Regions from separate parts of the Mus musculus genome. Here region 2 is linked to region 1. Evidence: chromatin loops called from intact Hi-C (ENCODE). Cell type or tissue: heart. All regions are shown on one strand.

Evidence for each region. Hi-C counts contacts between places; a loop is a spot of excess contacts. Peaks named below come from ENCODE experiments on the same cell type or tissue, not always from the same donor. Only the 100,000 strongest peaks of a DNase experiment are listed, where the experiment ranks them.
Region 2: it touches region 1 in a loop (2.3-fold over the local background); 2 of 42 quality-filtered maps call a loop at or near these places.

What each region holds. Positions count from the first base shown.
Region 1 is chr4:82,311,516-82,319,515 of GRCm38, reverse strand. All of the region lies in intron 10 of Nfib (nuclear factor I/B), which reads left to right. Among named protein-coding and RNA genes, the nearest start is that of Nfib, 190 kb to the left of the region's middle. In heart, no CTCF peak of the experiment used is centred here; a DNase peak (open chromatin) is centred at 3,125; H3K27ac peaks cover 2,134 bases.
Region 2 is chr4:82,395,416-82,403,415 of GRCm38, reverse strand. All of the region lies in intron 2 of Nfib (nuclear factor I/B), which reads left to right. Among named protein-coding and RNA genes, the nearest start is that of Nfib, 110 kb to the left of the region's middle. In heart, no CTCF peak of the experiment used is centred here; DNase peaks (open chromatin) are centred at 2,695, 3,245 and 6,445; H3K27ac peaks cover 1,683 bases.

The DNA.
Region 1 (8,000 bases):
TGTATCAAGCATGTGCAGTTCCATGTGCCCACATACTCCGCTCTAGGATGGCCTGTCTGGAGTTTGCTTACTGTTCTCCGGGCATTCCCTTTCACAGGCCCAGGTGATCAGCTGGGTATGGTAAAGGTCACCACATGCGGAGTTCAGAGAAAACCGTATAGCTGATAGCTCATTCAAGATACTTGACATTTTGCAAGGTTAAAATAACAAAACAGAACACACGAGAACTGACTGAAGACATCTGTATATAGTTATGGAAATACCAAATAATAATTAGTGGCTTTGCCAGCCAATGGCTTTTCAACAGAATTCTCTGGAATGTTGCTTTTTTTTTGACCTCTAAAAGTGCTATAATATGAATGAGTTATAATTACGATAGGTCTATTTAACAAATGTATGTGATCATTGTGCTTTTTAAACATATGCAGGATTTATAGGTTTTGGAAACATGTTCTTTTTTTTAAAAATCATTATAAATTTTTTTCAGAAATATTTTTGTCATGGGACTTTGTATTCTTTATGACACATCTATAATTTCCAGTTAATTTTTAATTGAAAAAACATGCCTTCGTTATTTAACCTTTAGCCCCAAACACATTTAGGATATTATAACCAATCCCATGCATTCAGAAGCAATTGTCCTCTTTCCTTGTTCTAGACCAGGGCAGCTTTAGTTTGTATCAATTAAAATTAATGTCAGGGTCCCCTGCAATGACAACTACAAAAGTATATTTGTGCCAAAATCCTCTCAGCATTATCTAAAGATGCATCAAGAAAGCTTAGGACAATGAGAACATAGACCTTAATATAGGCAGAAATCTGGGACTCTTTTAATCTGAGGAATGCATAGGACAGACATGCCTATAAAGACTGGCACTTGTTATTTAAGTGATCAGTGCTGAATAAACACCACTTACAATGTGCATATATTATCTGAGTTCTAATGTGTTTGCTATTTATGAATATATGGTGTATATTAATCCTTGGAAGTGAAAAGCTATATATCCCACAGTTACAATTTGTAAATACTGAACAGATAGATAACTTATCTATCTCGTATGTAATGGAATTTTGATTTAAGAAACCAAATACATAGTGAGCTATGATTTTTGAGGCATGAAGAAAACAACATAAATGTATTTCACATGATGTAAGCACACCACCCAATTTAAGCACCAGTTAAAATCTACTATCGTTATCCTTTCAAATTAAGAACTGCAGCAATGAAGCTGTATACTCACTGTACAGGAATGGAGAGAGCGAAATAGTTTAAATGACTTCAGTAAAGGTTATTCTTCCTCCAGCAGAAATGAGATTGATTTACTGTGTCCTCTCATTACTTTACGAAGATTTAGAAGAGAGCACTCTTCTAAGGGCAGCTCCTAAATGCATTTGGTTTAAAGCTCTCAGTGATGAATGCAAAGGAAAATGAAGGGGTATATGAAATAAAAGTGATCAATCATTTTATATTAGCTAGGAGAAATTCAAAATTAGAAAGGCAGTGGCTTTAGGCCGAGGGAGCTCTTTTAAACATTCCCCATAACCTTTTATATACATGGCCCTTTAAAAATAAATATTGTCACCAGGTACATTCTTCAGTTCCCGCGGATTGCTTAATAAAGATGTATCCTTTCAGCTTATGAAAAGTATTGATGTGCATTGTTCCATGCTATTTTCCCTTAGAAAAGAACTTTAATATAGCTTTCATAAATTAAAGTTAATAAATGTAAGATTATTGAATAGTTTTGACTGTCTTCAGACAACCTTCCCACAAAATGACGTTACAGAAGGGCTTTCACCGTAGCTGTTTCTCTTACACGCTCACACTGACATTTCAATGGAAACATAAAATGCTAAAGTACATCCATGTTGGCAAATGAAACCCGTGCTTTTATGCTTAGGTGCTTGTTACACAGTTATTAGTCATTGCATATCTGCAACCTCCTTTTAATAATGATTACTTCTGGTTAATGCCAGTTCCTAACTGCCTTGAAATATTAGTTTTTGTGATTTTTTTCCCCTTCTGATGTTGGAATTTCACCTATCATCTAAATACAATATCTCACTTGAATATAAAAAAATAAAGTCACTTAATTACGTAAAGTGTTTCAGGAAGGTTTGTGTAAAGAAGTTGCTAGCTTAGCACTAACAATAACCCTCCCTGTGGAGAGTAAGCCTCAGCTCATATAACTGATCAGGACGTGCCTTGATGGGATGTCACTGCCTTGGGCATTGAGGCCTGGCGCTGGCCTGTCTTTGGGATCATTAACTGGCTTACTGTATTTGCCAGTGATGTAGGAGAAATCTCCAAACCAGAACTGTTTCACCTAGAGCTTCTTTCTGCTATAACTTTTGTGTTGGAAGATGGTGTGGTGGCTTGAAGAACTCTGAGGTCCTGCTTTAGCAAACTGGGCTCTGCTCTCTGCTGCCAAACACTTTGTCTTGGTTCGGAACACTTTCAGAATGTTGAACACACCTTCTCTGACTTCCCTGTGTAGAAGTCCTGCTTCCTGCCTCGCAAGCACTCTGTGCACACTCCTTCCTGTCAACAGTGACTGAACTCTGTATCCCAAATTTTATCTTCGTGAGGAAATGGGAACCCTCTAGCAGAATGTTAGAGTTGGCTTAGAAGGTATAGACATTATTTTATAATTCAGGTTAACAATGTTAATATAAATGGATATTATGAGAAAATTCAGTTAAATTAATACCAGGTCCTTATATGCTAAGCTTCATAATTTGCTTACTATAATAGGAACTTTATTAATTTAAAATAATCTAGCTTATTCATCATCAATTACAGTTCAGTAGAAGGCTGCTTTCACAGCAGAAACCTTAGTAATACACACCAATGACACCATGACAGTTTGACAAGATTTGTTGTAGATTGAAATTAAAAGCTTGTAGCTAAAACACTTCCTGTGAGCCATAAGAGACCCCACCACACAGTTATACGAGGCCACACCAGTCTAACCAGCCATTGAATACCTCACTGGAGATCATAGGCAGACGAAATAGGGAGCTGCCTTTGCCTTCCTTAAATAAGACAATTAAGTCAAGGAAGCTCCTAACTGTAAAAACATAGGGCTTGGTCTCAGTCTCAATAGGATGTCCTGGCTGCCTGTGCTATCTGTGACTAGAGGTACTGGCCGAGTGCCTAGTCACTGTGGGTTTTATTGGTGCTTGAGCTTCAACATTACATCTCCTGTGTGACCATGTAACGCTGTTATTGCAAGTTCAGTTATCGACTAGTTACGCTGAAGCTGAAATGGTTTCAACACTTTTCTGGGCAGAATTTGGAAGTACTTTTCATTACACTAAAGATTTCTGTTACACAAAATAGCTTTTAAAGAAATTGCCTCTGTAGGATTTCTTTCTTTCTTTCTTTCTTTTTTTTTTTTAACTAAAACATGAAGTGAAATCCTCTTATAATATTTGTCCTGGCAAATGACAAAGCCAAAGCTTGGAACATTAAAAAACCAGCATTGAAAAGTCAGTCATTAGAAGCAAGCAATTGGAAAAGGACACAAGTGGACTATCAACAGGCTTCTCTGTAGAGCCCGGAAGCAGGCTATCAACACTCAGGCCATTCTTATTGTGGCTGTTATCATAATTGACAGCATGACGCAAAAGCCTATCACATGACTTCTGGGTAGGTATGTAAATGGTAAGAGGTCACTTTTCACATATGCCTGATGAAAAGGGAACAGAGTTAAAGGAAGTTTTAGTCAGTCTAATGGCTATGCAAATGTTTAGCTTTAGGGCTAGTTTAGAAATTGAAAAAAAAAAATCTTCCTTCAACTGGCTGTCTTTTATTATTCATTCCTTTACTGACTTTTCCTAGTCACCAAAGACAAGACTCTATATATACCATTTTAATTAATGACAAAATAAAATTATGTTTAATGCAGCCTTAAATTTCAATCAGCAAAAACACTGGAAAAAAAGGCTCTTAGTGGGAAAATTCTAAAGATGATATTTACAAACAATTTGAGCTGCACATGAAGCTCAGGATAGGCAAGAGAGAGTGACAGCATGGTGGGGTGGGGACATAACAGGCATGTTGGGGTGGGACAGTGACAGACATGGTGGGGTGGGACAGTGACAGACATGGTGGGGTGGGGCAGTGACAAACATGGTGGGGTGGGGACATGACAGGCATGTTGGGGTGGGACAGTGACAGGCATGGTGGGGTGGAGACATGACAGGCATGGTGGGGTGGGACAGTGACAGACATGGTGGGGAGGGGACATTACAGACATGATAGGGTGGGACATGACAGGCATGGTGGGGTGGGACAGCAGCAGGCCAGGTAGGGTGTGGTAAGAACCCAGGTTTAAAGTCAGGACTTTGGCTGTTGCCCTCTGACTTTGAACAAGCCTTCAGAAGGAAAAGGAACACATCCCTCTAGCATTGCTAGATACCTTAAATCTTACAGGCCTGAGTAGTTTCCATTGAAAGAAAGAATCCTTTATTTTCCAACTCTTGAACATATGACTTACAGTCAGTGATTTTCGTGGACTATTTATACCCATTTAACTTTATTCTGTGAAGTATCAAGAACCTTGGCTTCAGATATTGACACTGTGACTTGCAGGTACCAGGGTGGTCTTGATTTTTCTTCTTCACAGTTTCCTTGCAGTCATTTTTCTTGTTCATTAAAGGTCCACAGCATCCATCCACAGTTCCTTCCAGTTGCTCCATAGCAAGTAGTTAATAGTAACAGAGGAAAATGTTGCCCATCCAGTCCATGAGTGGACACGGACACTCAAATGGCGGTCCTTTTTGTACTCTTCCATTGCTCCCCTCCCCCAACCTGTTGCCCTGATCATTTTTCTTACTTTTTTTGTTCCCCCAAGTTGCTATGTGTTTAATAACCAAAGTCCCTACAAATAATAATAAAGGGCTTTCACCTGAGTATACAGACTTGAATTTAAGGCCATGTTGATTCTCTGTGGCTATGCGCAACTTAGCATACTGAGAGTATAGTACCTAGGTATTTCCACTTAGGAGTTTCTGCTTAGGCACATTTCTCATTTTAATCAATTAAAATCCTCACCTGGCTCTGGACTCACTGTGTGATAACAGATGACCTAGAACTTCTGGTTCTCCTGCTTCCTCCTCTCAAGTGCTAGAAGTAAAAGCAGGCACCACCATCCTTGGTTTTATATGGTGCTGAGGACGAGGGGCCAAACCTAGGGCTTTGTGTATCCTGAGCAAGTACTCTCTTGACAGCTACATCCCAGCCTCCTTGTGCAGATATTTGAAAGAAACCAGATGGTTTCCTTCCTATCTTTTTTTTTTTTTTTTTTTTTTTTTGACACAATCACATCCGAATTGTGGCAGGCACAAAGTTTCCCTTCAGAAGGAGGAACTCCTGTCTGAGAACATATGTAGGGATGTCTTCATCCTTACTCCTTTCTTACTTTTTTTTTGACCCCTATCTCTGTACCCATCATTTTATGGGGGTGGTTCTGTTTCTTTCATTTCTTGTTTCTTTTTTGGAATACTGGGGACAATGGATTTAACATCTTGGCTTTATAGACAGTCTTCTTTTGTTTTGGTAGGTACATATAAATTAAATAAGTAAAACAGCATGTGGCTATGTATTCTGTACAGATGTGCGTATTATTAAGTCTGACTTTTCCAGTGTAAGAAGAATTGGAACCAGCCCCTCCCCTACACAGTCACATGGTACTAACAGACTGAGGTTCTAAGCTCTGTTGCTCATGGTCTTTTAGGCTTAACTGCTATGGGATAGGAGATCACCTCTTATATTGTAAAGTGAAATACTTAGAAAACTCACACTTATAGATGTTTTGAACTTATGAAAATGTAATTGAGATGGAAGATATATGTTTCTGTACCAGTTGTAATTCAATTTTAAAGTTTGATTAGAAATAATTGACAGTTGAATTTTCTAGCACTGAGCCTTTCTCAGAAGAATGACTAGGCCAGTGGATCCCAGCTTTCCTAATGTTTTAATACAGTATTCATGTATGGGAATCCACAACCATAAAACTACTTCATTGCTACTCCAACTGAAATTCTGCTACTGTTATGAATATAGCATAAATATATGATATGCAGGATATTTTGATGCCCAAAGAGATTGCGACCTACATGTTGAAAACCACTGAGCTAGACTGTCACTACTCTAAATTTCAAAACAGTTATTGCTTATTATTTAAAATCTCTTTAAAGCTTAAGGAGAAAATTAGGGTTTGCATCTTTAATCATCATAATAAAATATTTCACATGTTGTCCTAAAGAAGCTTAAATACATTTAGTTTGAGTCTTTCAGTATTAAAAATTTGTCCTGAATTTGCTTGGTGCAAGTGTCTTGGTTAAGCAAGATGCTTACGAACCTGATTTTTTAGACATGCCTGTCAGAGAAATCTTTGGTGAATAATAGGTGATTTTTATTTTAGTTATTTAACTGTTTCCCTTTCCTACACTCCTTAGATTTTTTGCTTTATTGGGTAGTTTATTAGTTGAAAGATTGTTAATAGAAAAGATAATAATTTTAAAAGGAGTGAGAAAGAAATGTTATTGCTTAAGTAATAACTTGGTTCAAAAGGGTGATAATATATAAGCTGGCACAAATATTTGTCTCCTCAGACACCTCAGAAGTGTACACACTGCTGGTCCATAATATAGACAAAGACATCCAAATTCTATTTTGTAATTTATTAATGAATGAAAGTTTATTCGATATTAATTAGTATCTTGCCAACTTCTTTGGCATTAAATTATTTTTAAATATAATCTTTGGTCATTTTGTATATATGTAAACATTTTTCCTGTTTTAGAGGAAATATAGCTTTAAAACATTTAAGTGTGTGCATGCATATATACATAAATGATAAATGGAAATGACGAGTTTGGTTTAGCATCTTTGAAAGAATATGTAGGAAAGAAAGGCAAAACTAACTAAATAAATAAATGAAAATGTTGATTTTAAATGTTCAGGATGAGGCTAGAGATTGCCCACTTGAAATTTTTAGAAGTGGTTATAGAAAAAAGCAATCTGCATGTAACTAGCCGATTTACATAAGTGTCCTTCCGGAAAGATGGTAGTCTCTCAGCCTTTTCTCAGATAGCCTGTGAGTGGCACTTAGAATCTTCAGGTTTTGTGTGGAATTGTCAACTTTCAGAGAAAGCAGAGTTCCCTAGACACTAGCCTGTTGGCAGTCATTAGCAGCATTGGATGTGGTGTTTGCCTAAACATACATCCTATTTCTTGAAATGCTAACCTACCCCACACGGGCATTCACTGGTGAGTGGATCAGCAAGGGTCTCCTGGCTTGAACTCATAGGGGCCATGCTCTTCTCTTTCAAGGTTTCTATTTTGAAATGTGCCCCACTTATTTCTGAAGATAAACAGCATGGCCCAGCACATTGAATTCCTCTTGAGGAGGTCCACTCAGAGAAGTTAAAAAACCAATGAGTCATGAAACAACCCAAACCCTGCACTACTGGATAGGCCTGTAATCCTCATCCTCGGAAGGTTGGGGACATGTTCAAGGCCAGTCTGAGCTACATAGCGAGATTCTGTGTGTCCACTCCCCCAAGAAGTGTCCCCTCAAAAGCAAGTCTCACAAAGTTGCTTCCCATACACTATAGACTAAACAACTTTCCTCCTTTGAAACAGCAGAAACATGTCATCTCTTTAAAAATGACTAAGTATCTATTTTCCCCTTTGTACAAATTATGGCCTGCTTCTGGAATACCTACTTTTCATTGTATTTCTTTTCTGTTGTGACTTCTTTATAGCATTGAGCTGAGCAGACCCCACCCACCCGGCTCTCTGTACATCTTCCTCTGTCTGCCTGAGCAGACTTTTTCCAGTTCTTTATAAAACTATTTTTACTTTAAATAGCAAAGTAGTTTAAAGGCCCCTTCAGAATTGTAGATTGCATTTTCAGAACAAGAACTATCGTCCTGAAACCTCGGGCTCTATCTTAGGCTGTGCAGAAACTGTAGTCTGACAGGGAGTC
Region 2 (8,000 bases), 84 kb before region 1:
GCGAGTGCGTGTGCGCATGCGTGTGTGTGTGTGTGTGTGTGTGTGTGTGTGTGTGTGTGTGTGTGTGTGTAATTATGTGTATGAGCCACAGGCATGCGTAATACCTGTGGAGGTCAGAAGACCATTGGATCCCCTGGTTCTGGGGTTGTGCACGGTTGTGAGCCACCATGGGGAAGCAAACCTGAGTCCTCTGCAAGAGCAGCCAGTGCCCTTGGCCACTTCCCCACCCCTGGTTATGATTGTTTTTTAAGGTAGCGTTTTTTTTTTTTTTTGTTTTTCTTTTTCTTAATGGTGGGTGTAGTAATAGGAAACCAGTTTTTATGGTGTTTTCTCTTAGGACTTTTTAAGAGTCTTTCATTTAGTCTTTCTCCAGGTCCTAGACCACATGATCGTGTTTTAACTTGAGATAATTACTAATTTGATTCTCTAACCTCCCAACTAGCCCATAGATTCTTCCCCACTGAAGATGGTAGAGGGCAGTGAGTGTTAAGCTACTCTTCGCACATCCTGTCTCACTAGTACAGCTTCCGTGCAGCTCTCTCATTGGCCGTCTCGTTGATTCGTCACCTTTACCCGTGATGCTTTGCAGACGGAAACCAGCACTTGTGGTCTGTTGCTTGTGGTCCCAACGATGTGTTAGTAGCTGAAAACAGTGAACAGATGGGAAGTTCTGATGTGCTTTGGATCTCTTTGGGGATAATGTCAATTTATTTTTAAAATATATGAAGTCTACTTATTTTTAACCTTATAATTTGTTTTTCAGAGACAGGGTCTTACTATGTAACTGGCCCAACAAACTATGTAGACCAGGCTGGCCTCATACAGGAATCTATCTGCTCTGCTTCTGGAGTGCTAGGGCTAAAGGTGTATGCTACCACACCCAGCCTTACTTACAAGCTTTAAGCCAAACCATTTATTTTTCCCAAGTGACTAGCTTTAATAACTATGGAAAGGAATGATATATGGAAGGAACATTGTTGGTTTTCAATTCTCTAAAAATAAACAAATGGCCAAATGCATTAGATGTATTTCTGTCTGTTGCTGAGGACTGAACCCATGGCTTCATGCATGCTACCCAGTCGGTGTAGCTCTAAGCAGTTCTCCAGCCCCAGCATCTCACTACTGGGTGTTAATTGTTTGTGTAAGCTGGTAGGTAGCTCATTATTATCTTTCTTTTAAATTGTTTTGTCTTTCCTAAGGGAATGGATGCTTTTCATCCCATTTCTCCATGGATAGGATATTTAAGATAACGCCCTTTCTGCAATGTAAACAGATGCCCCAGACTGTAAAAGATATGTTAGGATATGGTCAGTGACAACTATGGAGGGAAACGGCACATGTACAACCAGCCCTAACACAGTGTTAAAGCCTTATATTAGAATGGGAGGGAAGTGATGTGGACCCTGCAGGGTGGTCTCATTAGGTGGATGCAAAAAGAGGGCCAGGAAGAATATACCAGATGAAGGGAATCAAGCACTTTAAAGATGAAATTGGAGTTTGTCTGACGTCAGAGTAAGGACATTTCAGTAATGAAAGCCATATGGGTACAGAGCATGGAGACCTGCAATTAGCAAAACAAGGGGGAGGAGCCTTAGAAGGTAAGAGCTGGGCCAACACCTGGAAGTAGGGCTTTGAGGTGAGGGGTTTCCAGCAAGTCTTTCTGGTTCATCTGGTTCGCTGAAATGGGAGAGAGTGGGCAAAAGGTCCTGCTGGAATAAGGACAATAAGGACTTTGTCATTCAAATGAGAGCAGGGTTAGCTATAGAGGATTGGGAATCGCAGACAATGAGTAGTAGAATTTAGCAAAGTGGAGCTGGTTGAGTTTGCCCTGGGGTTACAGGCAGGAAGGAACCAGGAGGTGGGCCTCATGGAAGGATTTTCTTAGGCAGTGATAGTACCAAAGGGTCCCACAGTAGAGAAAGAGCCATCCACTTTAGAGAGAGGCACCACAAAACTTCTCTTACATAGACAATGGAACTGGTCCCCAAAGACAAAAGGATGGACCTTTGATGGTTCCAGATATATGGAGTCTGAAGTCAGTTAGGACACCCTGTGGCTGATGGGACAAGCGGTGGTGGTGGTCAGGCATCCCTGGGCTCTGATGCCGGGTGGAAGATTAATTTTGATCCTTCCTTATGAGGTGGAGCTCAGGTAGTGTTTGAATATTCCCTTTTTATTTTGCTTCTCAGTGTTACTTCAGAACAGCGTCAAGCATACTAGGTCCTCATTTATTTTTTTATATTAACTTTTTTTTTTTGAGGGAGAAAATTCTTCAAGGATGAAAGTTCTGTGGGATGTTTCTTTTTCCAGTTTGAGAGAGAGAGAGAGAGAGAGAGAGAGAGAGAGAGAGAGAGAGGTGTTTGCAATATCTTTTCAATTTAATTTTATTATTTGCTGTTGTGTTTAAAGAAGCAGAAGCTACTCTGAAATTTAGGTGTGAATTTTGGAGAAGACATGAACAGTTTCATAAAAAAATGAAACAAAATGTGCCCAACCACTGAGTGCACCCCGGGGAGTAAACCCTGCCCTCAGGTCCCTGATTCACCCTGTTAGTAGCAGCCAGTGAGGCTCAGTTTACTGGCACAGCCTCCTCTGCCCTTCCTCTCCGTGTGAGTCCCAACCTTAGCAGGCAAAGGCTCAGAAGCCTTGGGATGAAGCTACATCATCCCACAGTTGAGCCAGCTAATGCCTAAGTACAAACAGTAGCCGGCAGTAAGTGGGTGTGGCCCTGCAGCTTCCTGGAGTGTCTTACAGGGGTTTGTCTTTGTTTGTAGATGTCTGGGTCCTGCAAATGGACTCCCGTCTTTGTTCAGTATGCAACTTTGACTACGTAATTTTCTTTGAGTTAAAAAAATAAACCAGTGGAAGGCTTGCTAGTTAAAGATCACACACACACACACACACACACACACACACACACACAGCCTTCAGAAGCAAATGTTTGTGGGCATAACCAGACTCCACAACATTTTTTTCTTTAAACTCTCTTTAGCCCTTGTCATCTTAAGATGTGCCTTATGCCTTACCACTTCCCTGGGAAATACGACTCACAGGAGCAAATTACGTTTCTGAGAGAGTCCAGGAGGATCCTAGTTAAGTAGATTAGGGTCTGGCATTCCTTTTAGCTTCATCAGTCATTTACAGCAGAGGATGGACACTGTAGCCGTCTGCGACTTGCCAATTAGCTGGGCTTTCCCCGCTGTTTCTGGTTTGGCAGGGATGAGGTGGTTCACCCTGCTGCACTGCTGCCTGCCAAGGACACATGGCCAGCTCCCTGCTTCCTGTCTTCCTCTTTGTGTCCTGGCCTTGCCTTCCAGACAGCTGCCAGGTTATGGTTGCCAAAAACCTTCCTTCCTTCAGAAAGGTCAAGTAACCTCAAATCACCTTTGCCAATATTTGTGTTTTCTTTTTAATCCTTCTGTGCTCAAGTTGGAGAAAACTGTAGCACTGAGTGGAACTTAGGGTCACCTCGGATCTCTTGGATCTGAACCTGAAGCATCCCTGAGCCAGTCCGGATGGTGCTTCTAGTACAGTTCTGTTCACAGCTCTGTGAAGTGCGATCGAGTTCAGGAGGGTTCAGTGTGGATCTGAGTGCTGCTGCTTTTTAGGATTCTCAGTTCACTTGTGATCTTTGGCCAAAGCCTGATGCATTGCATGGCAGGAAGAGAAGAATGTGGAGATAGGTTTTGGCTAAAGGCTTACTTTTTTTTTTTTCTTCAAAGAACTTGATAGTTGCAAACCTGTCTTTGCTTTCCTGTTTGGTGTCTGTGAATAAGAGTTAGCAGCCTGTCCATGGCCTGGGGACAGCGAGTGAATTAGCAGGAGCTTGCAGGATGGAAGTACCACTTCCTTGGCCCTGGCATGGCTGTAGGAAACACAGTCGCTGGGACTGAGGTTCAAGATCAGTGTGAATAAGTGTTTTGAATGACACTCACCACTCACCAAATGCATGCACTGAACAGGCCATGGTTACAGAATGGGACAAGCAAGATTTCTTGTTCCTGGGCAGCATATGGTCACATATAGACCTGTCCTCTCTAGTTCATCTCTTCGAATTACTTCATGCTCATCTTTCATCAAAGGACACGGCCACTAGTAGATAACACTTTTTAGAAGATTGAAGGTCTAGAACATTAATAATGAGATATTACCTTTAAGTAATTTTCTGCTTTAAGGTCTATGTTTTTATGAAGTGTTTTCTATGACACATGGGAACCACCACAACCATTGTCTATATTCTGATGTCCATTTTAGATGGGAAATTTTATGTCTCTTTCATTGTTTCTTCCTTCCTTCCTTCCTTTCTTCCTTTCTTCCTTCCTTCCTCTCTCTCTCTCTTTCTCTCTCTCTCTCTCTCTCTCTCTCTCTCTCTCTCTCTCTCTCTTTCTTTCTTTCTTTCTTTCTTTCTTCCTTTCTGTACTAGAGATTGAATTTGGGGCTTACTGCATGCTAGGAGAGTGCTCTACCACTGAGCTCTGCCAGCGCCTCTAATACTTTATAAGGCAAAGAGAGCTACCTACTGATTCTTATGGTGTTTGCTGACTGACAGAGGGGAGGGCTGTGTCCTGCCCAAAGACTCAGAGAAAGTTCAGCATGGTCCTGAGATTTTTTTTTTTCTTCCTGGCATTTCATGTAAAATTGGACACGTGATCTTTCTCCTAAGCGCAAGCCTAAGGTTCTAGTATGTGTTTTGGACTTGCAGTGAGAGTAACTTAGCATAAGCCACCTCTTTGTCTTGCATTGCAGTAGCCTTTGCAGAGTTGGGCCCAGGTCACCCTTGCAGTTTTACAATTTCTTTTCTTGACATCTAAACTCTGCTAAAAAGTTGCAGCCTCAGGGACACCTGCCTTTCTGATGTAACTAACAAACACTGCTAACTTAGAACACATGTTCTTCAGAGTTCACCTATAGCCTTGAGTCCCGCATTTGCAAGCTCAGCATCTTTCATTGAAGACAGCCTAATTTTCTTAAATTCCCTATTTTGCCTCTCCTTGAACTATTGTCTTTTGTAACAGTAATAAGGAAATGTGGTTATGGGTTTAATTGCCACGAGGCAATTGTCCCCTAGAGGACTCAGTAGAATTTTCCACTCTATATCTGAGGGCTGGGCTCCATCAAGATGATCATTCATAAATAACTCAATTAGAGTAATAACAACAATGCATTTATTTTTATGACAACTTTGCCTCGGAGAGGTCCTATCAAGTCATTGTTCTAATACCCCACTAGAATGGGATAAATATACATTTCGAAAGTTTTTCTATAGCTCCTTTGAAGTAGAGAAGTGAGGCAGAAAGTGTCCTTGATGTCCCTGAGGTCACAACGTTTCTAGGGCCAGGACAAGGAAGAATGCAGGTGAGGTCTCATGTCACTGCAGGGTCTCAAGCCAGACAGGAAAGGAGCAAGGCCCAGCATCCTCTTAGAATTGCAGATGATGCTGGAGAAGGTGCTTGCAAAGCCCCAAAGGCCTTGTTGCTGTCTTCATCCCCTCCTACAAGAGAGCTCTGTGTGGTTGTCTAGCTGGCCCTTAATCTGGAGAAAGGGTTTTGCACATTTTCTGATTGACTAGATCCAAGCTACCTGTTGTGTTCTTCAGTAATATAGGACTAATTGAAAGTTTACATTTGTATTTCTCAATTTTAAAACCTCCTATGAGATTGATAACCAAGTTTGAGCAGATTAGGAAGTCAAAGATTCATTCTCAATGCTCTGCTTAAACTGCAAGCCAAAAGCTTACCCAACTAGTGGGTTGCCTGCTTGTTTGTATGCTTTTTTTTTTCCTTGCAGTTTTACTGTAGACTCTATAGTTGCAGAATGAATATAATGAATTTTGGGCTGATTTTTATGTTTTAGTGGAACTAGGAAAATGGGGAGTAAAATTACCTTTAAGTTCCCCGTTGGATTTGAAGCAACTCTAGTGGCTGACCTCCCTGGGGAGTAGACACAATTAACTACAGCATCTTAACACTATTGTTTGTTTTATTATGGTTAAAGATAACGGATCTTTATGCTCTTGGTTCAAGTATCTAGTGTCCATAGAGGCTTGGGTATGATATTGGTCCCCAGCAAAGGAAACCTCTTCCAAATATAGAAGTTCCAAGTCCACAGGGGCTCTGCTTTTTGACTTCTAACGGGAAACAATGTGAACTTAGGTAAAGTATACACACATGTTTTTTTAAAAAAATATTTAATTGTAGTTTCAAAATTCTTGGGTGAGTTTCTACTTTTCATTTTGTCCTAAGCAAAAGAGCGACATTGCACTTAGATATGTCCCTGGAAGCCTTCTGGGAGGAATAATGACCTTGAGACAACCTCATCACCTCTTGTTGTGCCTTAACCCTAATGAATGTTCAGCCAAAAACTAATCCAGGTAAACAGAGAGGAAAAAGTCAATCAATGCAAGCCTGTTTGTGAAATAGCAGAGGGGAACCGCCCATCCTTTAACTGAGCTGTTAGCCTTGCCCCTGGGCCAAGGGAATACTGACTGCCCTGTAACTATCTCACTTGCATAAACAGGGGAATGAGAAAAGCAAGAAGTAGATGCTGTTGCCAAATGTTCTCCAAGGCCATTTTCTGTCTGCTGAGACTCTACTCCCATTTTCTTTTTTTTTTTCAATAAATATATTTTCCTTAAATTTATAAGTTTTGCCATACAATGCAGGGACTGATTAAAATAATTCTCAGAATCAAATTTAAAATAGCTTAATGAACATAGTGTTTCTTTAAAAATACTTATTTTACTTTGTGCTTATGCGTTCATTTGTGTCTGGTGCTGGTGAGGGTCTGTGCACAAATGAGTGCAGGCACTGACAGAGTCAGAGAGAGAGAACTAGCTTGCCTGGGGCTGACAAGGGATTGTGGATCAGCTGATGTGGGTGCTGAGATGCTAACTTGGGTCCTGTGCAAAAGTAGCAAATGTTCTTAGTTGCTGAGCTGTGTCTCCAGCTCCTAATAAACATGAGTTTTCAATGGATAAAATCTCCACATGCTGTTCAAAGGTAACTGACAAACACATAACAAACTCGCGTGATAGTGGACAAATGAGACATTGTCTTATTAGGTTTCTGTTGTTGTGATAAAACACTATGAGTGAAAGCCACTTGGAGAGGAAAGGGTTTATGTCCCCTTACTTCCAAATAACGTCCATCACTGAGAGAATTCAGGTCAGGAACCCAAGCCAGGTACCCAGAGGCAGGAGCTGGGCCAGATGCCATAGAGGAGTGTTGCTTGCTCAGCCTGCTTTCTTAATAATGCCCAGGACTGCCAATCCAAGAGTGGCACTACCCACTATGGGCTGGTCCCTCCCAAATCAATCATAAAGAAAAAAAAAACAAACCAAAAAACCAACCAACCAAAAAATAAATAAATAAATAAATAAATAAAAACCGCCCTGCACTGTGGGTTTGCCTACAGGCCAGTCTGGTTGGGACATTTTCTCAGTTGAGATTCCCTCTTCCCAAAGCCATGTCTTTTGTCAAGTTGACCCCCCCCCCAAAAAAAAAAAAACAAAACAAAACAACAACAACAACAAAAAAAAAAAAACCAAAAAAAACTAATCCAGACAGACATAAAAAGAAAACTTGGTTATGGTGAGAGTGTCAAATGACTCAGTGAAGTATAAGGACATGAAAATGCAGCTGCATAGCATTATATAAAAATCCATCAAGCTCCTAATTTTTCCAGCTCAAAGACATACAGCCTTGTGTGGGGGGAACAGCATTCAAGAAAGAAGACTTTGTTACACTGGAGAGAAAGCTTGTATCCTGGTAAAGAGAAGAAAGAATAAGTGGAAATTGATGGTTGGAGCTATCAAAAGATGTCCTAGAAGACTGTCTTTTGAGCTTGATTTTGAAAACTTAATTATGTTATTATCGTTATATATCAATATGTAGCAAGAAAGGCCTTGGTGTATAAGAATCATGCTTAGGGTGGAATGGGGGCAGTCATTCCTTTCCTTTCCTTTCCTTTCCTTTCCTTTCCTTTCCTTTCCTTTCCTTTCC